Linked DNA regions of Homo sapiens: regions 2 and 3 are each linked to region 1. Evidence: read pairs that join two places in POLR2A ChIA-PET (ENCODE). Cell type or tissue: CD4-positive, alpha-beta T cell. All regions are shown on one strand.

The links. ChIA-PET counts read pairs that join two places held together with the same protein. Peaks named below come from ENCODE experiments on the same cell type or tissue, not always from the same donor. Only the 100,000 strongest peaks of a DNase experiment are listed, where the experiment ranks them.
Region 2: POLR2A ChIA-PET joins it to region 1 with 10 read pairs; 3 of 35 experiments call an interaction of 5 or more read pairs at or near these places.
Region 3: POLR2A ChIA-PET joins it to region 1 with 23 read pairs; 2 of 35 experiments call an interaction of 5 or more read pairs at or near these places.

Annotation. Positions count from the first base shown.
Region 1 is chr1:223,362,174-223,367,173 of GRCh38, reverse strand. SUSD4 (sushi domain containing 4) reads left to right here and starts at 2,998. Exons shown (of 9, transcript NM_017982.4): 1 at 2,998-3,117; 2 at 3,714-3,896. The coding sequence starts at 3,749. In CD4-positive, alpha-beta T cell, no CTCF peak of the experiment used is centred here; DNase peaks (open chromatin) are centred at 1,953, 2,233, 2,943, 3,573 and 1 weaker place; H3K4me3 peaks cover 2,278 bases; H3K27me3 peaks cover 356 bases.
Region 2 is chr1:223,228,020-223,233,019 of GRCh38, reverse strand. It overlaps SUSD4 (sushi domain containing 4), which reads left to right. Exons shown (of 9, transcript NM_017982.4): 6 at 3,632-3,823. Among named protein-coding and RNA genes, the nearest start is that of TLR5, 87 kb to the right of the region's middle. In CD4-positive, alpha-beta T cell, no CTCF peak of the experiment used is centred here; DNase peaks (open chromatin) are centred at 2,379 and 2,749; H3K27ac peaks cover 3,233 bases.
Region 3 is chr1:223,513,728-223,518,727 of GRCh38, reverse strand. No RefSeq gene overlaps it. Among named protein-coding and RNA genes, the nearest start is that of CCDC185, 120 kb to the right of the region's middle. In CD4-positive, alpha-beta T cell, no CTCF peak of the experiment used is centred here; a DNase peak (open chromatin) is centred at 3,057; H3K4me3 peaks cover 325 bases; H3K27ac peaks cover 1,943 bases.

The sequences.
Region 1 (5,000 bases):
ATAGGAACACTTTTACACTGTTGGTGGGACTGTAAACCCGTTCAACCATTGTGGAAGGCAGTGTGGTGGTTCCTCAGGGATCTAGAACTAGAAATACCATTTGACCCAGCCATCCCACTACTGGGTATATACCCAAAGGACTATAAATCATGCTGCTATAAAGACACATGCACACGTATGTTTATTGCGGCACTATTCACAATAGCAAAGACTTGGAACCAACCCAAATGTCCAACAATGATAGACTTGATTAAGAAAATGTGGCACATATACACCATGGAATACTATGCAGCCATAAAAAATGATGAGTTCACGTCCTTTGTAGGGACATGGATGAAATTGGAAATCATCATTCTCAGTAAACTATCGCAAGAACAAAAAACCAAACACTGCATATTCTCACTCATAGGTGGGAATTGAACAATGAGAACACATGGACACAGGAAGGGGAACATCACACTCTGGGGACTGTTGTGGGGTGGGGGGCGGGGAGAGATAGCATTGGGAGATATACCTAATGCTAGATGACGAGTTGGTGTAGCGCACCAGCATGGCACGTGTATACATATGTAACTAACGTGCACATTGTGCACGTGTACCCTAAAACTTAAAGTATAACAATAATTAAAAATAATAATAATAATAACAATATGTTATGCTGTAGTTGCCCTCCAAATGCTTGTCTTCTTCAGCTGAATTAATAGAAGCAAGTTGTTTAAAATACAGAAAGCAACAGTACCGGCCTGTACTGGTCAGAACCCACAGAGGGAAAGTAGGGCCTCTTTCTGGAAACAAACTTTGATTGCTGGGGGTGGATATCATTGAGAAACTGGGTCAGAGAAAGGCCACAGGCTGGTGAAAAGTCTGGGAATCGTCGCACTGAAGGAAATGGCTATGCGTGACCCAGAGAAGAGAAGACTCAAGGGAACACGAAGCCATCTCCAAAGCCATGAGATGCTCTCTTAAGAAAGAGGAATTCTATTTAGCTGCGTGGGCCCACAGAGGAGAGCCAGAATCAGTGGGTAAAGGTTTCAGGGAAGTAGATTTCAGTTCAATATAAGAAAGACTTTTCTAAGAGACCTGCTGGCAAATATAAACAGGCTACCTTGATGAGTATTCAGTGAGGCTGAATGACCACTTATTAGAAATGTCAGAGAGGAAACTCAAGCATAGATCCCATGTTTGGATCAGATAAACTTGAATGTTCCTTTCAGTCCCAACATTCTCTGTTAAAATTAGATTGTACTCCAGCCAAAGAACAGATTTCAATGGCACTTAGATATATCTCTTATAATTGTTAAGAACATGTGCATGGTCAACAAATATTTCTGACCGTTGTTGATTTGGTGGATATTTAAAAAGATTTAGAAAATTTACTAAGAAAGAAAAATGGAATAAATATACAAACTGTAGAGGACAGTCACAGGACCTTGGGAAGGTGGATGGTCCCCTACTAAGATTTTGGGGTCCCAAAGTACAAGCTGTAGCAAAACTGGACTTGTGCTAGTCAACATCTTGTTTATTTTGTGCAAAGCTGCCATCTCAATTTCACACACACGCAAAAGCAAAAAACAAAATAACGGAGCTTGACTTATCTACTAAAAGCTAATCTATCCTGAAAGAATGTGTTAAAATTACTCCCAGTAAGAGCTGACACAGTATAAAAGCTGTAATTTCCCAACTACCATCAGTATGTGAGATTTTGGGAAAGTCGATAGAAGCAAAGGATGATTTAGTAGCTGTATCAGGAACATAGTTTTCATATCCACAAATTGCTACAGAATCATGGAGTGTCACTGGCTCTAAAGCGCTGCCGGTGGACGCCACCTCATTAGCTGACACCTCTTAATCACTGTGGCTGGAATGTGGGCTTCCCTATCTTGAAACCGACCGCGGGCGATCAGAGCCGGCGGCGAGTGAGAGCTGCAACCACTGCGGGCTGAGCTCCGACACCAGAATCGGCGCAGAGACAGGGGACCGACCAGGCCAACTCTCTCCACTTGGGGCTGGGAGGGCAATTACCACCGACCCCCTTGGCTTCCCATCTACGACCCCGGAAGCCTCCCCTCCTCCAGGTACCCAACCTTCTGCGTGTCACCAATCACCCGCTACCCCCGCCTCCCCGCCCCCGGGAGCGCCTCCCAGGCCAAGGCTCCGAGGGCCCCGCGCATCTCCAAGACCGGACAGGGGTCCTCACTCGCAACACCTGCGGCTGGCAGAGGGAAAATACCAAGGGTGTGGGGGAGGGGGAGAGTGTCTCTCAGCCGCCTCAGATGGTCCTTCGGGCTCCCTGGGGACGCGCAGAGCTTCGGCGGAGATGGGAGCGGGGAGGGGTTAACGCGGGAAATTAAGAGACTCGGGCAATTGGCGGTGCTCAAGTTAACCGGGTCTGTGGCGAGAGTTCTGGGGTTGGGAGCTGCCGGCCGCGCACTCGCCCCGGGTCTGCAGCCACCGCCGCGGCGGTAGTTCTAGGGCGGAGCGCTCTCCCGCGCCGCGCCGCGGGCTGGGGGCACCAGAGGCCGCGCGGAGGCCGGGGCGGGCACCTGAGCTGGCGCGCAGCCGGGGCAGGGGCTGCAGTCCAGCGCCGGGGAAGGGGCGACCGAGCTGCGTGCGTGTGCAAGACCGGCCGCCGGCGCCTCGCGCCCCGACAGGTGCAGGCGCGCGGGCTTCCCATTGGTCGCGGCGGCGGGCCCCTTTCCCCGTCCCCGCCCTCGCCAGTCTCCGGCCACGCCGCGGCGCCGGCTGGGTTGGCAGAGGCGCGTGCTCGCGCGCCCGCGCACCCCTCGCCCCGTCCCCGCCCCCCCACTCACCCCGTCCCCACCCACTCCCTCTCTCCGCGCCGCCGCCGCCGCGCGCTCGCGAGTTCAGGTAGCGGGCGCGCGGGCGCCTCCGCGGGGGCGCGCGGCCGGGCTCCCGTCCTCCCCCAACACCCGCCCGCTCGGGGGCGCCTGGGGAGGGAGCGCGCGGGCGGGGGAGCTGGAGCCGAGCGCCGCCGCCGAAGCTTCCGTCTCGCTCGCTCGCGCAGCGGCGGCAGCAGAGGTCGCGCACAGATGCGGGTTAGACTGGCGGGGGGAGGAGGCGGAGGAGGGAAGGAAGCTGCATGCATGAGACCCACAGGTAAGACCGACAGTCCCGGAAGGGTCTTCCATTCCGAGGAGGCGCGCGCAGGCCGGGGAGGGGGAGTTGGTGCCTGGTGCAGCTCCCCAAGGGAGAATTTTTTTTTTTTTTTTGACAGCGCAGAGAAATCTCACTGGGGACTGGGGCAGTAGGATCGATCCCAATCCCGAGGAAAACCAGAGAAGTAGCTGGGGGAGACGGTGCCACATTGTGAGATTCCCAGAGTGAAATGTATAGGCCCAGGGAAAAGTGTCTTCGCGGCCCCGAGACGCGGGGAGGCTCTAGACTTTCCTGTGGTGGGCACAGCTGCTGAATCCCGGGGACCGGCGCGGAGCCAATGTGCGCTAACCCCTGCCCTCCCTCCTGTCCTCCATCCCCCAGCACGCGCAGCATCCCACGGCGGCTGTTACTCAGTGCACCCGGCTCGGGGGAAGGCGGGGGACCTCGCCGTGGGAAAGGGGGCGGGGGCCGCGCGGGGGAGGAACCAGGATGGAGCCTGGGAAGCCGAGGCGCCGGGTCCCAGAGCGGAGGAGGGGGAGCGTGGCCCCCGAGCCCGGACAGACTGGCTTATTGTGGTGTTCCGCTTCTGGTTGCAGACTCTTGCAAGCTGGATGCCCTCTGTGGATGAAAGATGTATCATGGAATGAACCCGAGCAATGGAGATGGATTTCTAGAGCAGCAGCAGCAGCAGCAGCAACCTCAGTCCCCCCAGAGACTCTTGGCCGTGATCCTGTGGTTTCAGCTGGCGCTGTGCTTCGGCCCTGCACAGCTCACGGGCGGTGAGTGACCCAGCTGTGGTGGGAGGGCCTGGGGATGGCCCAGAGGGGAGAAAGAGCCTAGCTGCCAGGACAGCCCTGCACCCCTCCCCCATACACCCAGACTTCAGGAGGATCTGACAACGCGAGGGTGCCTGCGTCCCAGCCTATGGCCGCCCTTCTCCGAAACCGCTGGAGTTCCCTGAAAATTCCCATGTGGAGCCCGCACAGATTCACACACCCACATTCTGTCTGGAGCTTCCCACCAGCCTCCGGGCCTGGCTTCTCCCAAGGAAAGACAATAAAGCCTGGCCCATTATTCCCACTTTGGCCAAGGAAGCGGGGGCGGGGGGGGGAGGGGTGGGGGGTGGGGGCAGTGGGGAGTGGTGTATTTGTGGACCTCTTGCCAATGCCTTCAGCAGATAGAGGTCAGATTTCAGCCTCTGGATTTAAGCAAGAGTTTAAGAACCACCTTTGAGAATGTGAAGGGTCTGGAAACGTGGTCAGACTGGCTGCGGGGCAGGTTTATTTGAAAGTTAACTTTCCCTTCCCCTGTGTGTGCAGCATGTATGTGTATGTTGGGGGCGTGGAGGAGGTGCAGAGGTATTCTTTCAGGTGTGCCTCTGACAGATTGCTTTGCTCATCGAGGTATGATTTCAGGGAATAAAGTCAGTTGCTCTTCTATGAAGTAGAAGTTAGCTGAAATAAAATTGATAGCCTCAGCCTCCGTGGGCGGCTAATCTATAACATATTTGGTTCTGGGGGAGGGGTATCTTTTAGTTGTGGTAGAGGAAGACAGATGGAGTTCCTGTCTGAATTTGAGAGCCTAGTCTCCCTGCCTCCACTGCTCATTGCTGTCCATCATTCCTGTCCATTGCAAACGTTCTCTAGAGCTTGCTGATGTGGACGTTAAAAGGAGCTGAGATACTGTTAATATATAAATAAATTATCTTTGGTTGAAAAGCAAGTATTGACTGATGTAAATAAACCATTTTAGCGTTTTAAAATATTGCTGTTTCAGAGAATTCAAAGGTGAAAATGGAAAAAAAATGAGTGAAAAATTAGCAAAAGTGGAGGAGAGGTGTAATAAGTTGGGCTTTAACACAGAGTAATCAATAACCCAGGCAT
Region 2 (5,000 bases), 130 kb after region 1:
CAGCATGGGAACCCCAGCAAGTTTGGACACCAGTGATACTAATAGCTATTATTTATTAAGTGCCTACTGTGTCCCTGACCTTTGTGTTATGCAGTTTTCATACATCTTCAAATCCTCTCAACAACTGGAGGAGTTGGGAATTGTTTCACTCATTAGACAGATGGGAAAGCTAAGACCCTGAGAAGTCAAACAAGCTGCCTAACACCCTGAAGCTCATCAGTGGTAGAGCTGAGGTTTGAACACAAATTTGGGTAACTCCACAGCCCACGGCCCTATATGCCACTCCGTGCTGCCTGCCTTTGCTCATTAAATGATTGATTAAATGGTTGATCTGTATGGTACAGAAATTCTTGAGCACACCATGGGACCATTTGCCTCGGGGTGAATGCAATGATTTGAACAGTCGTTCATCTTTCAGGCCCAGTGAGAAAAAAATGCTGCTGATAACAAACTTGCATACATTTATGTGGGCTCTTTCATGACATTTTCTGTGCTTTGAAAAGAGTTTTGGTAATTTTCTAATCCTACAGTGGCCCTCAGGGGCTTGTTTAGAGAGCCTTTGAGGAGAAGTGCCTTCCTGCTCTGTGTACCTCTTTTTCTCTTTCATAAAAATGTTAGATATTTAAGGTGTACAACATGATGTTTTGAGATACATCTACACAGTGAAATGACTATTACAGTCAAGTAAGTTAACATAATCCATTTCCTGAAATCTACTCTCTTAGTGAATTTCCAGTGTATAATACAGTATTATTAACTGGAGTCTGGATACTATACATCAGAGCTCTGGGCTTCGTCCTATGGAACTGCACCCTTTTACCCTTTGACCTACATCTTCTGATTCCCTCTACCTCCCCAACCCTGGTAACCACTGTTCTGCTCCCTGGTTTTATGTATTCAACTTCTTTAGATTTCACATATAAGTGAAATCATGCAGTATCTTGTCTTTCTGTGCCTGGTTTATTTCACTTAGCAGAACGTCCTCCACGTTTCTCCATTGTGTCCTAAATGGCAGGATTTCCTTCCTTTTTAAGGCTGAATAATATTCTGTGGTGTATATTGCCTATATTTTCTTTATCCATTCATCTGTCAATGGACACTTGCCATACCCTTGACCACAGAAAGGGGCTCCTGTCCCAGAGAAGATGCCGGCCTCCTGAGCGTACAACAGCGCTGGGGAATGCTCCAGCAGTGCAGGGAAGGGGGCCCCCAGGCAGTCCCGGGGCCACTGGAGACCCCTTCCTTGTGGGAAGAACCAGGAATTGAGTAGAGGAGAAGCAGCACGGAGGAGGGCCTCCAAGGAGAGAAGAGCCCTTACGGCCACATCCCTGGATCTCCCAGGACCAGTTCAACAACGTGGCCAGTGCCTTTTTCTCTCTCCCTGTTCCTCATCAGCTGTCCTTCCCTTTGCTTCCTTCTGCTTTATTTCCTGGAGATGCTCCCAGAGCACCCTGGTGGTAGCAAACTTGAAAAGAGCCCCTGTTTGTGGAAATGCAAGGGGTTGTGTGACTGCATTTGCCAGCCCAGGAGAGACCCTGAGGCAGAGCAGCAGAAAGCTCCTGGGCCTCAGAGTCAGAGCTCAAAGCCTGTCTCTGCCAGTGTCCACCTGTGGGATGCTCACAGCAGCCACCTGACAGCCACCATTTACTGAGCACACCTGGGCCTGCCAGCCTCAGATCTGCCCTGGACCTTCCCTGCACTGCACCAGATCTAGACAGGCTGTCCACCGCAGACCCTGTTTCCCAGACCCCCTTGTCACCTGGCTCCCCACTGGCTTTGTCCAGAGGGAGCCTGGAGGGTGGGCAGGTGGAGAACCAGGCTACTTCTCCCTCACTGTTCCTGCCCTGGGGACATCTCCAGCGGGGTCTGAGTTTCCCCGGGCTCCAGTTCCCGCGGGATAGACCTCCATGGTTCCACCTTCCACTAGGGACCCCAGCAACGAGACCCCTTCATCCCACCAGCCCAGGAGCGGTAGTGGCTTCCTGCTCTCACTAATCTTGGGGTGTTCCTGCTGGCTTCTCCACTTTGCCATCACCTCGTTAAATTCCATCTCTTTAGATACTCAAGTCCTGGTTTTCCCTGAATAATCACAGTTTGTCAGCTCTGAACTAAGCCCTCACCAGCATTTCTCGAGATAGCCCTCAGAGACTCTTGTTGTACAGCTGAGGACCCTGAAGCTCAAAGATGCACAGGGATTGGTTTAGGGTGACTCGGCTGGTGAGTAGTTCAGCCGGAATTCAGACCTAGGCCTGTCTAGAGCATACCTGGGCTTCTACTCACTCCTCTAGTTGCTTCTGTGAGTTTCCGTTTCCCCTTCTCTGAAAGAACCAACAAGATCTACACTACAGTGTTGTTTGAAGGACTAGAGAGTGCCTGTAGTGTGCCTCCAACCCTGCTTCACACGCATCGGGACACCTCCGGCAGGGTGGCCTGCTCTGCAGGGAGGGCCATCTTGTTTTCCAAGTGGCACCCACTGCTGCCAGTGAGTAGTTTCAGTGGCCAGTGTGGAGAGGGCACCTCTTCTGGCCTGTATGGTGGGCAGTGCCTGTTCTGCACTGGCCAGGGTGTTTGGTTACCCCAAGGGAGGGAATCAAAAGTTAACTCTTTTTCGTTTAGGTTTTTTTTTTTTTGGTCAGAATTCTTACTGGTTTCTGTGAGTGTGGGTTTGAAGTTGGCACTGATAGAATCTGTGGTTTGACTGTTTCTTGAAGAATGTTTAAGCAGCAGCACTGTTTATTTCTGAGTCCTCATCCAAGAATGAGCTCCTTGTGGCATAAAAAGCACCGAACTCCCACTGAAGCCGTCTTTGTGGTGACAGAGATGGAACCGTCCTTACCTCGCAACCTAGAATGCAGTACCAAGATACTAAAGACACTAAAAACAACTTTTTCTTCCCCTAACATGATGGGATATTCGAGTCAGAACCCTAAGGCGTCCTCCTAGGGTAGAATAAGCTTCCATTTGACAGAGGAGAAAAATCAAGGCTCAAAGAGGTTAAGGGATCTGCTTAAGGTCACACAGTGTGGTGTTGGTGGCAGAACCAAGCCTCATGCCCAAGGCACCTAACTCTGGTTGCCCTGGAGGCTGTGCCCTGGCTCTGCAAGCAGAGCTAGAAGAACTGCTCCATGTTCGTCATTGGCTAAGCCTCAGCAGAGCTGTAGGGGATCAGGTTAGGGACACTGCCCTGTGATTTTAATAGACCCAAATTACTACTGTGGTCACAGAAACAGGCTTGGGATAACTATGCCTTTCAGTAAAGATTTTGTACAGAAATATGTTAATTTTATTTACTAGGTTGTCTGGCACATAATAGCATGCATTATTAATACAGTAGCTTAATACTCTCTATTAAATAGGCATACTCTTTGCATTGTAAAACGAACCTCTCTTTTACGATGTACTTCACAATGCCATGTCACAACGGCACGTGCTCAGAATATTACAGCAGGCTTCCATTCCGCCTTCCATGAAATACTAAAAAAGAGACCATCTCTAATGCAACTCAGTAGCCTGGTGATTAATCCATAAGCACATTTTTAACTGAGTTCTCCTAGGCCATTCTTCGTCTTAGGGGCTTCAGACAAAGGTGAGCTTGTGGTTCTGAAACTTTTATTCTCCCCTACTGCCCAAGTCTGTCCACTACCTCCAATGGTGAGTCACGGAGATTTCGTCTGCCACCCGCGGCCTTGTGAGCGCTACAACCACGGAACTGTGGTGGAGTTTTACTGCGATCCTGGCTACAGCCTCACCAGCGACTACAAGTACATCACCTGCCAGTATGGAGAGTGGTTTCCTTCTTATCAAGTCTACTGCATCAAATCAGGTAAGACTGAAGGCCTCACCCTTGGAGGAGATGGACCCTCCTTGGACCATCTGCACATAGTGGGTGGTGGTTATGTACCAAGCTGTATCTCTCCTCCCCCACCCAGTGTCAGGAACAGGATATCGAAACATATCATTGCGGGTCGATGGGGCTGCTGTTGGGCTCTGTGCCAGATGCTTGTAGGTCCTGTTCAGACAGTCAAGAGTATTAACTGTCTGCTGGAGGTCCTTCCATGGATGCTAGGGGCCTAGGGACCCTATTCAGAGGGTCAGGAGTATTAACCTGTCCATTCCCAGGTTAAAAAGCTGACCATCTAAACAGGGTCCCTAGACCCCTAGCATCCATGGAAAGACCTCCAGCCTCCACACTCTTTTTTCTCCCAGCCTTGTCCTTTTCCACTGGTAAGGACACAGGCCTGTGGGTGTGACCAGAATTAGATGCATTGCCCTGGACCCAAGCAACGCATAACTTTACCTTTCTCTTCCACTCAAGGACACATATCAGAATACAGATGATACTGTGGGTAACACCTGCTCTCACTTGTAAAACTATAGGCCATTTGCAAGCTTCAGGGCTTCATAGTTAAAAGCAAATGACTTAATTGCAAACCACCTTCCCCACTGGCCTCAGTGCACCTGGGTAGTGACCACAGGATAGAGACTGGGGCACCAGCACACACCCACTGTCTCCTTCCCACTCTCTCCAGCCCTTTCCAGGCTGGGGATGCTGCCCTGAGCAGTGCTGATGACTGCATGCCTTTCCCCTGGACACAAGGAAGCACTTGTTAATGCCAGGTCTCTGGAGGCGCACACATGATCCTGTGAGCCAGCCGGGGGAGAAGTGCAAAGAGAGTGTCTAAGAGGGTGGTCATGACAAGGCAGAGAGACATTTAAGAGACAGGGTGGCCTGTGCCCAAAGGATAAGTCTCTTCTGGAAAGGTCTGCTCTTGCTGCCCCTGACCTGGCAGGCAGTTGATGGCTAGAGGTGGTAGGGCATGAGAGCTGTGGAACAGGGGTCCCCTTTACCCTCTGTTTCTTGCTTTACCCAACCCCACAGCATATCCCAGAACATTCACAAAGGGCCCAGCTTCCCACTCCCCCACCCCTTGGTCCATTTCGGAGCAACTTCTCCAGGCAAGAGAGATGCCCACCTCTGTTCTCAAGAGGCAGATGCATTA
Region 3 (5,000 bases), 150 kb before region 1:
TAGAATTTTTATAGTTTCAGGTCTTGGGCTTAAGTCCTTAATCCATTTTGAGTTGATTTTTGTGTAAGGTGAGATATGAGGATCCAGTTTCAGTCTCCTACACGTGGCTAGCCAATTATGCCAGCCCCATTTGTTGAAAAGGGTGTCCTTTCCCCACTTTGTGTTTTTGTTTGCTTTGTCAAAGATCAGTTGGCTATAAGTATTTGGGTTTATTTCTGGATTCTCTATTCTGTTCCATTGGTCTACGCACCTATTTTTATACCAGTACCATGCTGTTTTGGTGACTATGGCCTTATAAGATAGTTTGAAAACAGGTAGTGTGATACCTCCAGATTTGTTCTTTTTGCTTAGTCTTGCTTTGGCTAAGCAGGATCTTTTTTGGTTCTATGTGAATTTTAGAATTGTATTTTCTAATTCTGTGAAGAACAATGGTGGTATTTTGATGGGAATTGCATTGAATTTGTAGATTGCTTTTGGCAGTATGGTCATTTTCACAATATTGATTCTACCCATCCATGAGCACGGGATATATTTCCATTTGTTTGTGTCATCTATGATTTCTTTCAGCAGTGTTTTGTAGTTTTTCTTGTAGAGGTCTTTTGACTCCTTGGTTAGGTATATTCCTAAGTATTTTATTTTATTTTATTTTCACAGCTATTGTAAAGGATTGAATTCTTGATTTGATTCTCCGCTTGGTCGCCGTTGGTGTGTAGAAGAGCTACTGATTTGTGTACATTAATCTTGCATCCAGAAACTTTGCTGAATTCTTTTATCAGTTCTAGGAGCTTTCTGGAGGAGTCTTTAGGTCTCAAACTCCTGAGCTCCAGTGATCCACCTGCTTTGGCCTCCCAAAGTGCTGGGATTACAGGTGTGAGCCAAGGTGCTTGGCCTTGTTTGGCCTTTAAAAGCTGCCTTGTGTTAAATAAATTGTCTAATGAATACAAATGCCATGCTATTAGTGGAAGGATTACTCCCCTTTAGAAGCCTCTATAGATGTGGAGTGAGTAAGAAAACTAGCAAACACAGATAAGATTGAAAAATAATAGTTCTGCTTTAGTCTCTCACACTCTTCAAAGAATCAAAGGCAGTAATCAGTGCGATCTATGTCACCATAAGTTCCCCACATCAGGGCTGTTGCAATATTTTAAGTGGATTTCATTGCTGGTGATTTAAAAAACACATAAATGGCCGGGCGTGGTGGCTCATGCCTGTAATCCCAGCACTTTGGGAGGCCGAGGCGGGCAGATCACGAGCTCAGGAGATCGAGACCACCCTGGCTAACACAGTGAAACTCCATCTCTACTAAAAATACAAAAAATTAGCTGGGCATGGTGGCGGGTGCCTGTAGTCCCAGCTACTTGGGAGGCTGAGGAAGGAGAATGGCGTGAACCCGGGAGGCGGAGCTTTCAGTGAGCAGAGATCACGCCACTGCACTCCAGCCTAGGTGACTGAGCAAAACTCCGTCTCAAAAAAAAAAAAAAAAAACACACACACATAAACACATCTCCTGTGGTCTGCATGTGGCAATGGGGAGATCAAGAACAGGGACAGGTCTCTGCTGACATTTATTTCTCAGTACACCACAGGTGCCTCCCTACCAGAGACCTGCTTTCCTGGCATAGATATGTGTGTCTCTGCCGCCAGAGATAATTTTTTCTGCCATCGATAGCATTTTATATATGTGACAATCACTTACACGAGGAGTTATTTATGTGGCACTTTGCAAAGTGCTTTAAAAATACAATTGCTATTCAGTTATTCCTTACCAATCCCTTGTCAGGCAGGCCATGTCTCCACATCAAGCTTTAGAGCATCCTGAGGCATAATGCTTCGTGCTTACGTCCCACCAGAAGTTGCAAGTAGGAATGTGGGTTGCCACCCCAGGGCTGCCCACAGGCTCTGGGTATCTCTATTTGTGCTGGAAGCTTTCTCTGCAGGAGTCATTTCCAATTCAAATGAGGGATTTGCAGGGAATGGAAGGGCCCAGAAGTCAGGTAGCTGGTGTTTGGTCAGGGCATAGTGCTTAGGACACCCCAAGGCCCTCCCCACCTGTGCCCAGAGTCCAGGAGAGCTGTGGGGCAGAACGGCTGGTCCCTATGAACAATGATTTTCCTGAAGACATTCTTCCAGAATGGTCTATGGGGCTATTGTTCTCATTTAGATACTCACTGACTACCCAGAACCCAGACAACAATGGGTCCTGTCCAGCCCCTCCCAGGAGTAGGCATGAGGGAGGTAGGGAGGGTGTCCCTGGTCCTTGAGGGCCAGCTTTGCTCCTGACACGTGGTTGAGCCTGGGAACAGGCCCAGGGGCCCCCATGAGGGCAGGCCAGGGTGGGATTGGAAGGAAGTGGTAGGAGGCATGAGCCCCAGCCCTTACAGCAGCAGTTGCCATCTTCCCCGTGGCTCTGGGACTTGGCCTCTCTATGGGGACAAAGAACAGATGGCTCTGAGCAAGCAGGAGAGGGAGGAGCTGTGCATCCTCAGAGGGCTCAGCCCCACTGGCCAGGGTGGCCACACTCCCGTGTGGGGAATCCCGGGAGGGGGTCCCCTGCCTGCCTGGTCTGCCTGAGCTGACAGCCTCTGAGTTGGGTGGAGAGAGAGGATAGTGTCCACACAGTGAGGATGCCCAGCCAGCTGCAGCCCCCAGGAGCCCCGAGGCAGTGTGGGGAGGTGGCGGGGGAGGGAAGCTGGGCAGAGACTTCCCGTTCCAAGATGCACCACCCCTGCACGCCTCATCTTGTCTGATGCTCACAGCAGCCCTGTGCAGCCAACGTTATTAACTCCATTTTACAGATGAAGAAACCAATATTCAAAGTGGTTATCAACTTGTCCAATATGATACAACTAATTAGGAGTGGAGAGTGGGCTCATTAGCTTCTCCAATGAGCCAAAATACCTGTGTGTCTCCCTCTGGGGCTTCAGTTTCCTCAGGTATTAAATGAGTATCTTTTGTATTTCTTCCGGCTCCAGTGGCATGTGGCTTCCTGGGAGGCACCCGGCATTCACCTCAAAATTATCTGTGGCAAAGCCCCTTTCTGATTTCCGTGCTTGATGTGATCTCTAGTGAAGCCTTTACCTTTTCTCTGGTTTCCTGGAAGAAGCTGAGTGTACAGACAGAATGCTGGTAAGAGGCCACGGGGCCACTGAGATCAGTGAGTTTTTGTCACAACTGCAAGTTGAAGAGGCTGTGACATTTCAGTGAGTCCCCAGCTACATCTTGAGGAAAAGGGAGTGTCCTGGCCCACAGGTCCCTGCTGGGGATGGGGCTATCCAAACGTCTGATAAAGTTTGTCTCTGAACTACTGTTCTCTTCTCTTGAAAGCCATTTGGTTTTAGCTCCTCTAAAGGGCCCTGTGTGAAGCACCTGTTTTAACTCAAGAGTGTTCTCCTCAATTTCCTTGGGAACATGAACAAGACCCTTCTATTTCCAGATCCGAGGTCAAGACTAGCAAAGGCTCTCATCTGTGTGGGGACAGCTTTGCTCCTGGCAGTGGCTCTTCTCCTGCAAGGGTCTTCAGGTTTCCACTGCCAGGAAAGTCAGTCTCTTGAATGACTTGAGAACAAGATAACAACAAAACCTGGAAAAGGCTCCCTTACTTGTGGTATGGGTTTGCCTGACCAGCCACCTCCTGGACAAGAGGTGGGCAAAGGGGGACTGGCTCTTGGTGCCTGTGTAGGAGGCTTCTATATCAAAATTGGAAATACCCATTAGGAAATTGAGATTGATTGAGTGAGCACTGGTTTGCACTGGCTCTTGGATGTTTTATTTCTTAGCTTGTGTTTGCTGAGCACCTGCTGTGCCAGAGCCTTGGCCTATGGCTTTAGAAGAGGGCAGGGTCTGGGTGTTGTGGCAGATATGTTTGGTTTCTGAACCAACAGTGTTTCTAAATCTCCTTCTTCCTTTGTGGCTGAGAACGTCACTCTCAAGATAGAAGCAGCTGCAAATGCCATTTCACTTTCCAGGCTTTCTCAAAGCTGTGGAGTGCATGTCAAACCCAACGTTGACTAAGGAACCAGCAAGGGAAGCCTTCTAGAGAACTACTAGGGAGGATTTTCTCTCTGGCAACAAAAGAAATGTAAAAGAGAGGCTGTCCTCCCTTCCTTCTGATGGGCTTGTGTGAGAACCAGTGGTCAGCGGCCATCCAGCTACCTTGAGGGGACCAGATGACACTGAGGATGGCAGAGTGCAAAGAGGGGAGGCAGCAGGTGCCTGACAACTTCATCACACAGAATTAACCAAGCCTAGAACTTCCTGTTTCCAGACAGCTCGACCTGTGAGATAATAAATGTCCTTATTGTTTAAGCCATTTCAGTTGAAATATTCTGTACTCGCAGCCAAAAGCATCCTAGGTGATACACACAGAAAACAGAGTCTTCCCACGCAGGAGATTAACACCCAGGGGAGACAGGAAATGCACCCATCAGGCATCTGAAGAGCATTTACCAACCCATGTTGTCCCCATAATTTACAGCTGGGTCTTATTTTAGAAAAGAGATGCATTCATAGAAACAGTGTGTGATACAAATTATAATTCTCAATTAATTTCATAAATGTTTCTGAGATGTGGTTTCTACAGTCTTAATTGATCTTTAACAATAGCTCCTAACACTTTGGAGTTTCTTTCTTCTGGTTTGACAAGTGGTAAATAGCTGGAAATCCCTACCATTAAAGTAAAATTATTTTGTAAACAAGGTATCCTTTTTACCAAATGAGTATTCATTCTTTAATTTACCCTTCTGGTAATTTCAGATTTTGGAAATAAGGGTCCTCAGGAAAGCCTCATCTGAATACCAGGCTCTGTGACCATGTTTATTATTCTCAAAGACCAGAGAAGGGTAAAGCATGTAATTGTGTCTGCACCTTATTATTCCAAGTGTTTATTGTAGCCTTAGCTGTGATTGGTGTAATGAGATGATAAAATGGTGCTTGTGGCTGAAACTCCTGGATAATACATCATTCAAAGGAAGAGGGAGATTTTTTGCAGAATTTACCATGGA